Regions from separate parts of the Mus musculus genome. Here region 1 is linked to region 2. A link is a loop called in an ENCODE intact Hi-C map of the cell type or tissue named here. Cell type or tissue: left cerebral cortex. All regions are shown on one strand.

The links. Peaks named below come from ENCODE experiments on the same cell type or tissue, not always from the same donor. Only the 100,000 strongest peaks of a DNase experiment are listed, where the experiment ranks them.
Region 1: a loop joins it to region 2, with 3 times the contacts of the local background. A loop is called at or near these places in 8 of 42 quality-filtered maps.

What each region holds. Positions count from the first base shown.
Region 1 is chr9:55,148,147-55,150,646 of GRCm38, forward strand. Ube2q2 (ubiquitin-conjugating enzyme E2Q family member 2) reads left to right here and starts at 1,223. Exons shown (of 13, transcript NM_180600.3): 1 at 1,223-1,680. The coding sequence starts at 1,489. In left cerebral cortex, no CTCF peak of the experiment used is centred here; DNase peaks (open chromatin) are centred at 853, 1,173, 1,537, 1,842 and 1 more place; H3K4me3 peaks cover 1,985 bases; H3K27ac peaks cover 1,735 bases.
Region 2 is chr9:55,391,364-55,393,863 of GRCm38, forward strand. All of the region lies in intron 3 of Tmem266 (transmembrane protein 266), which reads left to right. Among named protein-coding and RNA genes, the nearest start is that of Tmem266, 66 kb to the left of the region's middle. In left cerebral cortex, a CTCF peak has its summit at 1,151 (motif pointing left); a DNase peak (open chromatin) is centred at 1,122.

The sequences.
Region 1 (2,500 bases), 240 kb before region 2:
TGGTGCAGGCCTTTAACCTCAGCATTCAGAAGGCAGACAGTCCGATCTCTGTGAGTTCGAGGCCAGACTGGTCTACAGAGAGTGCGTTTTAGGACAGCCAGGGCTACATAGTGAAACCCTGTCTCAAAAACAAACCAATAATAATAATAAAAGAATTTCAAGATGGTGACAGCAGGGCACTAAACCAGGCCCGGGAGCCTTACTAAGCTAGGAACCCTGGGTACTACATAGGTGACATGTCTAGAAAGTTGGTCTTGCCTCTGGAAAAATGTAGTCCTCTAGTTATTTGTGAACGAACCTAGGTTATTCCAGAATTGTGTTAAGTGCTGGGGAATCAGGTAAGAGCAAGAATTTATTAAATGACACAGGTGTCATTAGGCTTTTCCTCCCCTCAATCCTAGGGGTGCTTCTCTGAATGAGATTTCAGTGTTAAGCAGAGACAACAGAAAGAAGCAATAAGTTAACCTAGGAAAGGGATACATGGTATCTACATGGTTACTTTAGCTTAGTTGGTCAGGAAGGATCAGTCTGACACATTTGAGATGTGACTTCAACAAACATGGTCCATTCTGGGAAGTCCAGCAGAAACTCAGGACGCAGAGTATCCACATTAGCGCGAGCACATAAATGTTTACGTGAAAGATTGAAATGATGATGGGAAGAAGCTGGCAGGCTCTATCATCGTCTTCGGCAAATGGGAGCGAAGGAGGGAGTACAAGTCTGGAGAGAAGGACCTTTCGGGAGTCACACTTAGAAAAGTGGTGGGTGGTTCAGCGCGGAGCGAGAGCAACATACGTGAAGGTGCTAGGCGCACACCTCTCATCTCCCCATCCCGGCCGCGCCCAGGCCAGGTGAGTGGGTGGCCGGTGGACAACCACGCGGAGGAGCAACCTCCAGGGGCCCGCGCGTTTCCTACCCGAGCCGACGTGGCCGGCGCGATAGGCCGCGCACGTGTCTGGCCAGAGGCCCCGGTGCAGCGCAGAGGCGCGCAGGGGAGCTCAGGTTCATCCTCGTGCGGTGCCGCCGGCCCAAATCCTCGGGGCGAGCGGCGGGTGCTGGGCGCGGAGCCCCGGTGTGGGGCGGAAAGGGGCTGGGTCATGAGAGGAGGGGGCGGTCGGGAGCGCGCGCGGAGCTCGCGGGCGCGCGCCGGGGCGGGGGCAGCCCTCTCCCAGGCGGCGGTGGGGGCGGCGTCGCTGTTGCCCTTTTAAGCCGCGGGGCCACCGCCTCCTGCGGGTGGAGTCGGTTACAAAGGCAGCAGCCGGCCCGGCTCCCGCACGCTCGCTCGCTCCCTCGCTCGCACGCCCGCCCGCCGAGGCCTCGCGCTCCTCGCCATTTTCCAGCCGCGCTCGGACGCGGGTCGCGGCGGCGGGGAGAGGCGGAGCCGCGAGAGCGCGGCCCGGGCCGGCCCCGCGGGGCGGTCGCGGCCGTGACGGCGGCTCCCGGCCCCGGCTCCCTTTCCTCACCCCTCCCGCTGGAGATGAGGGGAAGATGTCCGTGTCAGGGCTCAAGGCCGAGCTGAAGTTCCTGGCGTCCATCTTCGACAAGAACCACGAGCGATTCCGCATCGTCAGCTGGAAGCTGGACGAGCTGCACTGCCAGTTCCTGGTGCCGCCGCCGCCACCACCGCCGGGCAGCTCGCTTTCGCCGCCGCCGCCGCTCACACTTCACTGCAACATCACGGTGAGGCGCCGGGTCGTAGCCCCTCGGGGCCGGGCGGGGGCGGACCTGGGCGCCGCAGTCCCGGGACAAAGGGCGCCTGCCCGGGAGACCCCCGGTGTCCCGGGCACGGCCGGTTGGCGGCTGGGCCCTGGGCCCGGCCGGGAGCTCGGGCTGCCTGGTCGGGAGGAGGTGGAGGCGCGTCGCAGCACGGCGCGGGCCGGCTTTGCTCTGTTGGCCCCTCGCGGCCCCCGTCGGGCCCCGAGGTCGCCATGGCCGCCCGCAGCCGGCCTGCTCTGGGGACCGCGGCTCGTCCGTGGGCTCCTGTCAGTCGCTCAGGTGGAAAGGCTCTCAAGTATCTGTTTTAGCTACTCGTTTTCCCATCGGGTTCCAAAACCCACGTCCTTGCTTGTTCAACCAGTTCTCGTTTGTGTTTTGGTCTCCGAGGACAAACGAACACTGAAAGCCTACGTATTTAAGGAAAAAGTTTAGGACGCAACCCCGGGGGATGGTGTGGAACCATCGTTTAGCCCTGACCTGGCTTTGCGCTTACGTGTTTTGGAAAAGCTCATGGAACCTTCCACGCGGCAGGTGGTGTGGTGAGTGTGCAAGCTGTCCCACCTGTGCCCTGTGCGGAAGCCTGGACGTTACCAGGAGGGGAAAGGAGATGCTTCGCAGTTTATTACCGGGGAAGATCAAGTGGGATTGGAAGGCTGGAGAAACACGTGGGAAGTTACTTTTCTGTTTAAGGGAAATGCTCTTTAGAAACATTCAGTTGGTAAAATTATCAGATTGTAAGTGAACTCTCTCCCCCCCCCCCCTATCGAAGTGTATTATGAGGCTG
Region 2 (2,500 bases):
GGGCTAGGATTAAAGGCAGAACCATCTGTCCAGGGGTAGCACTACCCATAGTGGGCTGCCATTCGTTAATCAAGAAGATGCCCCTCCAAACTTGCCTACAGGCCAGGATAATGGAGGCATTTTCTCAAGGTGGCCCCAGCTTGGGTTAGGTTAACAAAACTACTAACAAGCACAATGACCCTTAAGAGTAAGTTTAAGAAGCTAGGCAGGGGGTCTCCATGAGGGCCAAGGAGTCTCTGCATCTCTTGAAACCTTAAATGCAGAGTTGTAGTTTTATGTCTATGGCGTGGGGGGGGGGGGTGTGTGTGGCAAATGGTTATTGTTTTTGTCAATTATTGGAGAGCTTTGCTCCGAGGAATCTTCTGAGCCACGGGGGGGGGGGGGGGGAGAAGCCCCCTGCAGGCCAGACAGGGGGCAAACGCCTGGTGCTCCAGGCTTCATCTTCATCTCCGTCGCCCCTACCTCTAGACTTCTAGACTCATTCCGACCTCCCCTCAGATCTTTTCTTTGGGAACTTAATGGACAACAATCCAAATGTGCAACTAACGAGGTCTTCTGTCCCGGACACTAGAGAAACCACCTTCATTGCCTGTGAAGAACCCTTTTAGGATAACTGGAGAGTCCCCACCATCCCCACAGGCTCACACCAGGAGGACAACGTTTCCTCTGAGTGCATAGTGGGTTGTAGGGAGAAAGAGGCTTGGCCCTGAAGGAGCAACGCAAGCCCGGCCCTGATTGGTCCATACTTCACCTTTAAGATGAGGCTGTTTCTTTGTCAAGCTTGGGACCACTACCTGACCTGATCTTGCCTGCCTGCCTTCCAGGCCACTCCTATGGCCTGACCTCCCATAAAAGAGCCTTTGGGGATTTGCCAAACTCCATTTTCATATTCTAGAATTTATTCTCTCAAACTGTTACCCCAAACAACTAAGAATATAAAACAGAAGCCGCACCGGCGCTCACCTGCTTTCCACCCCCGGACTCCTCTGAGGCCTCATGAGGGGTGCCGGAACTTCTCTGGAATACCACCTGCCAGCAGGCCCATCTGTTGGTATTCTCTATTTGGGCAGCCCAAGCCCTCCCCAGAGCTGCCCCTGGCTTTTGTAGCACATGTTGGGAAATAGGGGCACGTCTGCCCTCTGGTGGCAACTTCAGGAATAACACCACTCCGGGACTTTGATGGGCTGAGGCTGCCTGAAAGAAGTTATTTTCCAGTCTGTGTCCGGGCTTCAGCCCAGTCAGTTCTTTTATTAACCACGCAAACCGGGTTATAAAAACGGGAAACACCGTCTTCTTGGAGTATACCTTTCCGCGGAGAGGGAACACACACTCTCCTTGGAATGTCTGAGTCACTTGCATTTCACAAGGAGTGATCCAATTCTAAACCTGGGGCCAGGCAGGAACCTGCAGGTTCTGCCTCACCGCTGGTTCCCATTCCCACTAGGGAGCCCAGATGGAAGTTACTTTAGAGTTGTACAGCCCCGTCCCTGTCTCTCTTGTTAAAACATAGGCACAGGCAAGCCTCCTTCCTGGTGGCCCTGGTTACCTTCTCTGTCCTGCTCCCAAGCTTCTGTCACACCACATACACCCTCAGTTCATCCTCCATAATAGTTGTCACCTGCAAGAACACTCTTGAGCTGGGTTCTCCTGAAATGCAGGCCCAAATTCAGTGGGTGTTGGGGACGATTTAGCTTCCCTAACTCCAGGAGTGCTCACATCTGAAGAGGCAGAACCATGGTCCACACCTTGGAGTCACCTCACGAAGTTATAGACCATGGGCCTAACCCAGAAATGGTGGCTTCATAAGGGACCTGGGGTATGGCTTAAACCTTGGGACTTTCCAGCAATCTCTGGCCTGGATGCTGATCCCAACCCCCACTTCCAGGCTTCTCTGCCTGGAGTCATCTACCTACAGCAGGTATCTTCCTTTGTCTCTTAAGTCACTGCTGTGCTGTGGGGTCACTGGGAGAAAAGAGGTTCACCTCAGCTGTGGTACAAATACCATCTCCTTGTGCAGCTCGGGGACCAACATGAATTTCCTCCCAGGCTGAGAGCAGCTGGTGACTGAATGCCAAGCTCTGGGCAGGCACAGCTAAGCTGCCACAGCAGTAGAGTAGGATAGGTAGACTTGGCTTTGCAATGCTTTGGGATTTGGCAGGAGATGGGTCTTGTCATGGGGAGTGGTTGCCCCAGCAGCATCTGCCCAGGTGCTAGGTGATTAGTGAGCTCTGCCCACCATGCAAGAGAAACCCTTCCTCCCTAAGCCAGTTCCTGGCCCATGTCCTGGTGTCCTTTGGGCCTGAAGAGAATGTTGGTACTAACTAGGCAGGTCTGTGTGTTTCTTCCCGATACCTATGGGCACTGCCTTTAACTTTCTTGACCATCACTTCCTCCTTGAGATCTCCCCCGCCATTGCTAAAAGTCCTTCCCAGGGAGAGTGGACCTCTCCTAAGGTTCTAACTACAGAAGGAAGCAGCATCCCAGCAGACTTCACTGTAGG